Regions from separate parts of the Mus musculus genome. Here region 2 is linked to region 1. A link is a loop called in an ENCODE intact Hi-C map of the cell type or tissue named here. Cell type or tissue: left cerebral cortex. All regions are shown on one strand. Links, peaks and the distances in the headings refer to the core of each region. The heading gives the core; the rest is flanking DNA.

Region 1 (5,377 bases), core at 262-5,261:
GGTTTCAATGCACAGGCTGAGAATCACTGACTTAGAGGATTGGCTGCAAGTGACTGAAAAACATTTCAGAAGAAATCCTCTGTGCAGCTGCCGTGTTGCAGAGCAAGGGCTTCCTATGGACCCCTTTGGCGAAGAATCGCAAGCACTCAGGTGTTTGATGTGTGTGTAATGGAGTAAGGGATATGAACAGAATCTGGTCTTGGGAAACTAGGCCCAACGAACAGGAGGCTTTACAAAGGCAAGCCGTGTTCTCCAACCTTCTGGCTCCCTCTGTCCATTGTTATTTTCTCACAGAAGGTAGTTCAAGGCTGACATATACAGAGAGTCTGAAGGAAGACTGAATGAAGAAGGGGAGTGAGGGAGGCAGGCACACAATGTTAATCACCTCCCCCATGCCCTTGCTTGCCTCTCTTTCTGGTGTCTTAGAAAACTATGAGACTGTACTTCCTAGGTCTAAGCTATGTCTTCCTTCTTTTCAAGCTGGGGGATAAATTCTTGTATCTGATCTGGACCTAAAATGCTCGGTTTCCAAAAACCAGCTCCTTGCATTACCATTTGTTGGTGAAGTTCTACCTGGCACATAGCAGGAAAAACTGCACCCCAGTCCTCAGAGCCCTACTGACATCAGGGACAGTAGTCAAGCAGCCTCGGTTGCCCAAAGCAGTGGGCACTGAAATCACATTTGTATTTAAAATACACATACTAAAGAAGGAGAGTAAATGGTGCTGATGAGGGAAAGGCCAGCTTAGCCCACAGCACTGATGTCTGCAAGATTACAATGGCTGATGGGAGAGCTCCTGAGAAGCAGGGTCAGTGTCCTGGTACTTGAGCCAGACCACTGCCTCTGGGCCTAAATGGGTCATAGCAAGAAGAAGTTCCAGAATAATGGGCTGGGTCTTTAGTGCCACATCCCGAAGGCTCAGGCATGGCTCCCAACCAAAGGCTCTCCTATTCTTTTCAACCAAAGAAAAGGAGCAGGTTAAAAAAAAAAAAACTGTGATCCCTGCTGCATCTGAAAGCTGCAGTCTCATAGGGTTTGTCTATCAAGTGGCTCTAAACACTTGCATCACACAAAAAGACAAACCTTTAAACTGGAACAATGGTCACAGAAAGGAAAAGTTTGGGGCTCTTCCAAAAAAGACGAGGGTTTGCCATGTGACAATTCACAATGGTGAGGTTGCTTACAGGTGACTAGAGGGGTACTTACCAGTGAGTGCCATTTTACTTGATGGGTCTTGGTCCCCGGGATGACTCTGTAAGGCCGGGCGGCTCCATCACTGGGTTCCCTACCTTGTGGGCTGTCCTGGAGCAGAAGGGGTAATAAAGGTGACCAAGCCCCAGACTGAATTTAGAAACCTAATTTCTGCCTCTGCTGCCTTGACCTCACTGCGTAGCAGGGCAAATTACTTTGTCTCTGTCAACTTCAGTTCCCATCTAAAGACTTGTCCTAGAGGGCCCTGACAGAGCACTGAGGTGAGAAAAAACAAAAACAAAGGAGAAAGCAAGAGAGGGAGTGAGGAAGAAAGGGAGGGAGGAAGAGAGATGGAGGGAAGGAGGAGGGAGCAGAGGAAGGAAAGAAGCAAAAGGTAAACAAAGATAAGAGAGGGAGGGAGACAAGAGGAGGAAACAAACAAGGAGTGAGTGAGGGGGAGGAGAGAGGGAAAGAGGGAAGAGAGGGAGAGAGAGAGAGAGAGATGTACTGAGGAAAGATGGGTGGAAGAGAGGAGCATAGAGAGGGAAAGAGAAAGGGAAGAAAGGAGGAGGGAGGTAAAGAGAGGGAAGGGAACGAAGAAGGGAGGGAGGGAGAAAAACAGAAAGGAGGGACATTTTGTGGCAACAAAACACCTTTGCTTCTTATGGGCAATTCAAATTTGCTTGCTTGGCTTGTTTAATCCCGGTAAACATAGGCTTAAAGTCCTGCATTCCTTTCTAAAAATCTAACAGTTTGGGGAGAGGGGAAAGGGAGAGTAACTGGGGAGATTAGTCACTCCAGCTCCCACCCCCACCTCCACCCCCACCCCCTCCACCAGCTTGTCTTCTATGAGGCCCAGAGAAACCCCAAGCAGGCTAGGAGCAAGCGGCCCATGGAAGGTGGGAATGGAGCTGTGCCTGCCCTTGCTTCTAAGCCTGCTTTGTGTGCCTGGGGTGAGGTGGGAGAGAGTTGGACAAGAAGAAACTGCTAAGATTCGTGCCCGCATGAGGGTCTTAAAGAGCCATTGTGGATAAGGTGCTATTCACAGTCACTTCGGGGGTGGGAGTTGGGTCTTCCTTAAATGGCCTGTCTGCTGGTCCACATAGTCCAGTTATGAGTGCTGAGTCTATCTCAGATTCCGCCCTTGGGATGGAACACCGGGAGTTCGTGGACCTGATGAATAAAGGCAGCCTGGTGTCCCCTTTCCCCTTTAAAGCCAACAAGAAAGCAATGGCCTAGGTCCCAATGCTATCTCTGGGAACTGCTCAGCTTCTCCGGAGCACACAGTACGATGTGAAGACAGGCCTGCGGATACCTTGCTGACTGACAGAACGAAAGGGGAAAGGTACCCCTGTGTTTGTACACAAAGAAATCCTACTTCTTGAATGCTAGAAACCTGGGCCAAGATCTCTGGGGACCTTTTACAAACCTATCCATCTTCCCCGGTTTACACACTGAACAGGCCTTGAGAAACGGCTTCTCCTGCGCAGTTTTCTCTCTACACAGTGTCGCTTGCCTACTCTTTATGGTTTTGTGCAAACAGGGCTGGCCAGCAGCCCGAACCCCAAGCGGAAAAAGGTTCTGAGCCCTTTACACTTTACCTAGTATAGCCCTCTGCGACCGGGGCGATTTAGGTGACGCACCTGCTGCCAGCAGATGGCGCTGCGCCGCACGTTTTGATACTGGTGTGCTTGGATGGCACTCATGGAGGGGACCTCTCAAAGTTTTGAGTGTGTGTGTGTGTGTGTGTGTGTGTGTGTGTGTGTGTGTGTGTGTGTGTGTGTGTGTGTGTGTGTGTGTGTGTGTGTGTGTGTGTGCCATTCCTGGGCTGCAACAATGTTTGTGGAATTAAGCAGTGATTTCCTTTAGTCTGAGCCACTCGTCCTGGCTGTGTGTTAAGGCCTAAATAATAAAGTTTGCCATACAGTGTGTTTTTTCTTCCTAGTGAAACCAGGAGTTTCAAACACATATGATGTCCTCACCCTTACTGTGTGGTTGTCAGCTAGCACAGGTCTGCATTTTCTGATCAAATCACTTCTGCAGCTTCCATAGTAGCAGGCAACACGCTTTGGGAGACAAAGAAGTGCTGAAAGAAAAGAAAGTAAGTAAGATCACCTAAGATTTTCTTTCTAAACAAACAAGGGAGTCCTCCTCCCCCTCCTCCCTTCTGCCTCTTCTTCCTTTTATTATTATTATTATTATTATTATTATTATTATTATTATTATTATTACATTTTTATCCCCTCCTTCTCTTCTTCTCTTTTATTTTCTTTTTTAAAAACTGGGCTTAAAAAAGAAAGCCTGAATTGTTAGGAGTAATATCAATATCAAGCCATTTTCAGAGAGAGAGAGAGAGAGAAGACTTTGGCTGCTTGAAGATGGGGTTGCTTTTTGTGACCTCTGGAAACACATGGACTCAATGACCATAAATAAAAAACTTGTGGAGAAAATGTAGGGACGTGGGGGAGAAAGGTCCAGAGTTTAAGGACCAAGTCAAACTGCAATGGGGTAAGGCAGATAGGAGGAGCCACAAGGATGACTTCCCTCTGCCAAGGGCCTGCGTTGGTGAGGTTTCACTATGTATTTAATGTTGCCATAAAATTCGTCTTCTCGGAGTAAACAAGGCCAGTCTGCATGCAACTCCATCAAGACATACGCAGCGTTGTTTGGGATAATGGATTTGATGGGAGTGAAAACAGTGGGGATTAAATGGACCCAGAATGGATAAATATAACTAATTGTCATCCCTTTCTATCCACATAAACATCCCTAGCACTGCAGAAAGGGAAGAGGGGGGCACCCTGCAGATACTCCTCTTAACTGACTGATGGCGCTGGGGCGGACAGAGTTCTAAAGACTTTCCCTCTGCCCTCAGTGAATTCGGCTTTTATGACCCCCACCCCCACCCACCCCCAACTCTGCAGTGAACACAAGAGCTGTACAACCCTGTTCAGAATAACTTCAAACTTCGTTTTCAACAATGTGGCTGGAACTTTTGAAGCTTGCAGAAGAACTCAGCTACTTTACACACACACACACACACACACACACACACACACACACACACACACACACACACTCACACACAAGGCAAAGCCTGAAATCAAACTTTAGAATTTTAAAAAGTTTTCATCGAGGGATCTGATTACTGCATGTGTGCACAGAGAGGGATAATATTAATGATTGCAATGGACTCTTTCTCACTGCAAGATTCGCTGTTGATTTTGTTATTTTGTCGCCCCCCCCCACCTCCCCCCAGCTGAGGACAGAACCCAGGCCCCTGTGCTTGCTAGGAAAGCACTCTACCACTGAGCTGAATTCCCAACCCTCACTGCTGATTTTGTAAATCGAGAATTATTGCTGCAAGCTTAGACAGTGCCTAGACATATACCTCGCACTAAAATACATCTATTTAAAGAAAGAAACATTTACATAGCTTTAAAAAAAACCTGTCACTTGACGCGGTAACTCCATTTGCAATGATTCAATAAATATAGTGTTTAACATTTGAAATGTATTTAAATCTGTTTTCACTTCTTTTAAGCTAAAGTTCAAAGACATTTGCAACCGAATGTCATTTATTATCAAGGCATGCTATTCATACCCGAATAGTGTTAGTATAGAAAAATGAAACTTCGAGTCTGTGAGTCATAGCAGTGTCTAAGGCTTACTCAGTAAAGCCAGCATGGCAACCTCTATCTGTGATCTCCGGAAGCTGATTTTTTTTTTTGATAGAAACTTAGAGCTGTCTTTCAAACAGAATCATCTGAAATTTAAAATTAGCCAAGGATTACAGTTTGCAAGAAGGCGTGTCTCCACCCCCAGTGTGAACCAGTGTCGTCAAAGTGAAAGGGGGAAGAAGGAAGGAATGGAGAAGATGTGGTTGTTTTGACACAAGGGAGAAAAGCTTTAGTGCCGTTTCATTTTTAACTTCATTTCAAATTATCTCCCAACCACCCTGGTATTTCTGCATGGAGATAATCACATCTCATCAGCTTGCGCCAGACCCGGCAGCTACGCAGCCAAGAGCTAACGTGGCTTCTCAGATCCGACCACTGAACACAGCTACAGCTCCGCAGAAGAATGGTGGGAACTGGCATGGCTGGATGCCCACCAGCCCCTCCAATATTTTGATTTTGTTTTTCTTTCTCTGGGTAACGTTAATTGTCCACAAGGTGTGTGAGG
Region 2 (5,377 bases), core at 71-5,070, 260 kb after region 1:
GTTTACAAGGGTACTGTGCACCTGCTGTGGACGACCCACACCAAAACACCCAAATGAGAAGATACAGGGCTTCACACTAAGGGCCACTAGTGCTTGGTCTCTTCCATTACCTTGTATTTAGTGGTCACTGCGAGACAGAATTTCAGTCTCTTGACCATCTTGCCTTTCCCTTAAGGCGACTAAGTATGTGTCCTTCCCCAGCATTCTGAGACACATGGGTTAGACACCATAATCTTATGTTAGGAACATGCCTAAAATGAAGTTTAAAAATTAGCTTGGCAGAAAGCAGTAATAACTGAGATCTGTTCATTTAGAAGACTAACAGGCAGACCAGACCCTGCAAAAACACTGAGATTCGTTATCCGTGGTAAATATTTGTTTAGGCAAATTTTGAATCGAAGATGGCTTGATTGATAGATAATTGTTTTCAATGTCAGCTAAATATGCTCAGCTGTCACTGCCAACCCAGAGATTGATGTGTTATCTCTTAATGTTTTCTTTCCCTCCCCTACCCCACCAAAAAAATAAAAGAGAGAGAGAGAGAGACTCTCTTTTCTTCCATCAAATCTTAAGCTAATTTATTTACTAGGGAAAAAGGAAAGGAAAAAAAATTTTGGCTTTTTTTTTTTTCCGAGACAGGGTTTCTCTGTGTAGCCCTGGCTGACCTGTAACTCACTCTGTAGACCAGGCTGGCCTCAAACTCAGAAATCCGCCTGCCTCTGCCTCCCAAGTGCTGGGATTAAAGGTGTGCGCCACCACGCCCGGCCTGGCACTTTTCTTTATTCAAAGAACAAACATTGTTAGGAGCCCTGAGGAGGGTTGTGTTGTGGACTGGGTCTCTTGAGAACCCTGTAAGGGCTTAGAGGATTGGCAGGATATTCTGCTCTGTAAACCCAACGACAGCCACACCCATGCTTCGTTCCAGCACCTGCACTTTTTCTCTTCCCAAACAACCTGCCTGCCCATTGGTCAAGCAAGACAATCAAGGCTCTTGTTGTCCATAGGTCTTCGAAATTGTAAAAGATCCTACAATATATACATTCATGTGGCCACCAGGACAGAAGGCCGAAGAGATCAAGGCTGGAACACTTATGTGAAGAACGCCTCTGGAAGCTAGTCTTTTAAGGTTATGTTGACTTTTAATAAGAGAACAGGAAGCACAGGGGACCACTGCTTCTCCACGAGGGACAGCGACAGCATATTAAGAGATGGGCAAGCATGGCAGGCTGGGCACTTTAGACCTGCTTCCTGGATTCTCCCAGCTCTCTGGCCAACAGGCTTCGTTCATGGATAATAAATATTTATCCTGTGGTCGATTGGCACAGTGATCTCTAGTTCCCTTTATTTCTCCATCCTAGGGAAGTTAGTGGCCATAATGAACAGGGTGCAGGAAGCTAGGTTCTTCTAAAGATAATTTGTTCAAACAGTTGCCCTGTTTTTGTTTTTGTTTTTGTTTTCTTAAACAATAAATTTCAAAATCTATTGTTATAGAGTCATTGCTCATCAAAATTCTTTTTAAAAGTCAAAGCAATTTAAAAATTATAAAGAACTTCTCGGACGTGTCTAGATAAGTATGAGGCTGTGTTTTTATATAACCCTCAGACATCAGGAAGCTGCAAGGCCTGAGATAGGCTTGAGGTAAAGATTCTATCGGCTATGTCCACTAGCAAACATGGGATGGACTGCATCATATAGCATATCTGCTGAAGCAAGGGCAAAAGTGTGGAAATTACCTTCCAAGTGTGCAAACTATACGGCCAGGAAGCTACAAGTGTTGGAATCTTTATGTTGGAGCCAAAAAGTCTACTGATTGTGCTCATGAGTAAAGTACCATGTGATTCATTTTATACAGACAGCATTCCTTAGGCTGCACACACAGGCTTGTGGAAATGACCTGTTAGCTTCTTACAGCACCAGCTCTTTGAGACACAGCACGCGTTCTTCTCTCTGCTGAGGTTTAGAGACTACTGAAACTGCATAAAAGATGGTTAAATGCACGGATGGGCAGATGAGCCCGTGACTTCACCTACCCGTCCTCTCTTGAGAAGATAGGGTGATTCAAGGCCACTGAAGAGATTCTCTGGAAAGACTCTTGACATTGGTGGACATCATCCTCTGGGGGAAGATCATTCTAGAATATTCCCTAAATCTTTCATCAGAGCTAAAGTTGCACCACAATTTCATCTTGTTTCACAGAAGCTATGGTAGCTGTGGTAATGAACAACCATGGTCCTGGTTGTATTATGAAAGAGGATGAGACAGGAGGGTCACAAGTCCAGAAAACCCTAGGAAACAAAATAAAACCTTGTCTCAAAAAAAAATAGGCTAAATATGTAAAATAAAATTGTAATTCTCAAATATCCACAAGAAACCTGGGTATCTGTAGATTTCCCTCAAAAATGTAGAGATCAGTTTTTGAATGGATTTTAGTTTGGAATGTTAACATTCTGGGACTTCTGGAAACTTCCAAGGGGCTGGTGGTCTTCTAATCGCTGTTTCCCTGAGAGCCTTGGGAAGAGACCACACCTAACAGCAGAAAAAAAAAAAAACGGTCTGGTTTCCTTTAAACATTACCTCTCCCATCCCCATTCTCTATGCCACCCCCTCTCCCCACTCTGAGCTCCCCCCTCCAATACAGTTGGCGGCTGTGATCTGCTGCCTTTCAACATGGGATAAAATACATTACTTATGCAGAGAATGTTTTAATGTAACAAAGCAAAGGAATAAAAATGCCTTACAACAGTTTTATTAAAAACAAATTCCCACAGTAAATACATATACACTCTGGTTCTGGGAGCCAAACAACCAAGGACATCGCTGCTAAGTGCTCTGGGAAGTGCTTATAAATTACTTGAAATAAAAAACATTGTTGCCTGGACATCAGGGATGAAATGCTGCAGTTTGTAATAAATTAACAGAGAACTTTACTTCCCCTACTCGAACAAAGCAGCCATTTGTCTGAATAACCCACATTCAGCTGTGAGTTATATTTTCGCACTGCAACTGCATTCATTTGCAAATTATTCTGCAGTTTTAATGTTCAAGTTTTAAATACCTTGAGAACTGCTAAAGAAAGCAAAGTGGAGCAAACAGTTGGCTTGTAGTTGAAAAACTGCCCTTATTTCTGCTTGTCTTTTGGATTTTTCCCCCCTTTCCACATTTTTTTCCTGTTCTGTTAATATAAAGTTTCGTGAAAATACACTTTAAAAATAGAATGATACAATGTATTTGTGGGTATTAATCCGAGAAAGAAGTTTCCCTGGCAGGCTGATTTGAGTGATTTTAACCAGTACTCATTTTACATTTTTTAGACATTCTCTTCTATTAATACTTTAATTTAGTGACAGAATAATTTATAATCTATCTTTGAGGGTTTTCCCTATTGTTTATAACTTTTGTCTGCAAGTCTTAGATTCGGTTAGATTTTTTTCTTTCTCTCTCTCTTTCTCCTTCTACTTTGACCAGGAGAAAGAGAGAGAGAGGGAAAAAAATCTCAAAAGAAAAGTCACTTCACTTCCCTTGAATTATTTTGATTATGAAACAAAAACTCTGCAAGAAAACTCTTTTCACAACCTGTTCGGTACAAGAAAATGAACTGCTTCCCAGATCCCTGGAAGAAACTCTGATCGAAGCGTTTCCAGATTCAATCTGAGGTTTGAAGGTTATTTTCTGCGGGGGGGGGGGGGGGGTCCTGATGTCCTTGTGCCGATACTGGCTTTGGGCTTTGTTTGATTGTGTTGCGTTGTTTCAAACAAGGTCTTTCCTAGGCAACCCAGGGGATAAAAGTCTTGTCACCATTTCCAGGAAGAGATCTGAGGAGGGAAACTCTTCAGAGGCATGAAGCATGTTATTTTCTGAAAAGTGGCCCATAAAATATTTTTATAAAGTAGGAGTTGAAATCATTTAAAAAATCACTCTCTTTTATAAATCTGCTTAGAGAAAGCTCTTTTGATCCCTTCTTCCTTCTGATCCTCATCTTTTATTTTGCTTAGAGGTAAACATTTGCTTCATTTAAACAACAGCGCTTGCTATTGTGGGTCTTAAATCCTTCTCCAGCACCCTATGGCGATTCATCACGTGGGGGGAGACCAAGGGACTTTGCTTCCAAGACTTTTACCATCCCCAGAAATTGTTTGTTGGTTTTGCCTTGGTTCTTTTTTTTTAATCCCTCCCACCCTTACCCCCACTCTGTGCTGTGGGGGAGATTGTTTTTAGGACATTTCAAAGCCTTCTGTGACAAGGGAAGCAAAGTCCCTATACAGAGAATAAGAGATGCTAGATTACATGCCCTGCAAAATGGGAGATATTTCCAATTCCCTTTTAATTGAGATGTCTAAATACCCATTGCTTTAGAGAAGTCGATTTCCAAACAGTTTAAAATGAAGAATGCTGCATTTCAACGGATACCCTCCCTCTCTGGCCCTGGGGGAAGGGGACTGTCACCTGTGGAGCTGTGGGGAGAGGGGGACATTCACAATTTCAGATGTGTCAGGCACAGGAAGGGGCAGCTGCAGTATAGAGGTGGTCCTAGGATGTTTATGACAGCGTGGACTGTGGACAGGAGAAAACGGCTTCTCTGGTTAGCTGGGTCATGTGTACAAATGAGTACACCTCTTTTCTTTGTTTTGTTTTGTTTTGTTGTTTTGTTTTAAATGACTCGATAATGCCTGGTTGGTGCTATTTGATTCTCTGACCATCTAAGCCCGATTAAGAGCATTTTCTTAGGCCCTAAAGATGTCCTAGCTGGCCACCCATCTGGTGCTAGGCTCCCGTCCATGAAAATCCCCCAGCTTAGCCCTGAATATTCTTTCTAAAGACGGTTAAGTAAAAGGGCTGGCATTAGCATATGTTCCCCCCAAGTGTCCTGTTGAACTTTTTTGCTGGGCATTACCCTACCACGGGCTTTCTGGATGCTATCCAATGAGAGATTGGCTTGGAACTGTAAAATTAGCCATCTGCCTATTAAAAATGTAACCAGCTGCATCGGATGAAACACAGTGACTATTGAAATGAACTCATCCGGGAGAGAACTCTCGTCCCCTGCTTGGACATTTTTCCAATCTACTGCTGGACCGAGACACTCCAGCAAAGAGCCTTGCGACCTTGTTGAGAGGAAACCAGCCTGACTCTCACGAATGGAGAAGGCTTGTGAGTTTGTTTTGTTGCTAAAATCCTGGCATTTCTCAGGGCTGACTTGGACCTTTAAGTAGAGAATTCTCTGTTTTCCTCATACTTGCTTAAAGCACCTCTCTGTTCTAGGAATGTAAAATATAAAACTGGACAAACCCCAAAATGTCTTCTGTGTGTTCCGATACTCCATTCTTGGTCCTGGAGACTACTGATATACTTCAACTGCACACCTAACATAGTCTCTCTG

Evidence for each region. Hi-C counts contacts between places; a loop is a spot of excess contacts. Peaks named below come from ENCODE experiments on the same cell type or tissue, not always from the same donor. Only the 100,000 strongest peaks of a DNase experiment are listed, where the experiment ranks them.
Region 2: it touches region 1 in a loop (2.1-fold over the local background); 3 of 42 quality-filtered maps call a loop at or near these places.

The regions. Positions count from the first base shown.
Region 1 is chr8:89,569,481-89,574,857 of GRCm38, reverse strand. No RefSeq gene overlaps it. Among named protein-coding and RNA genes, the nearest start is that of Gm26331, 17 kb to the left of the region's middle. In left cerebral cortex, for the core only: a CTCF peak has its summit at 2,820 (motif pointing right); DNase peaks (open chromatin) are centred at 2,847 and 4,998.
Region 2 is chr8:89,308,263-89,313,639 of GRCm38, reverse strand. No RefSeq gene overlaps it. Among named protein-coding and RNA genes, the nearest start is that of Gm35542, 91 kb to the right of the region's middle. In left cerebral cortex, for the core only: no CTCF peak of the experiment used is centred there; DNase peaks (open chromatin) are centred at 2,993 and 4,933.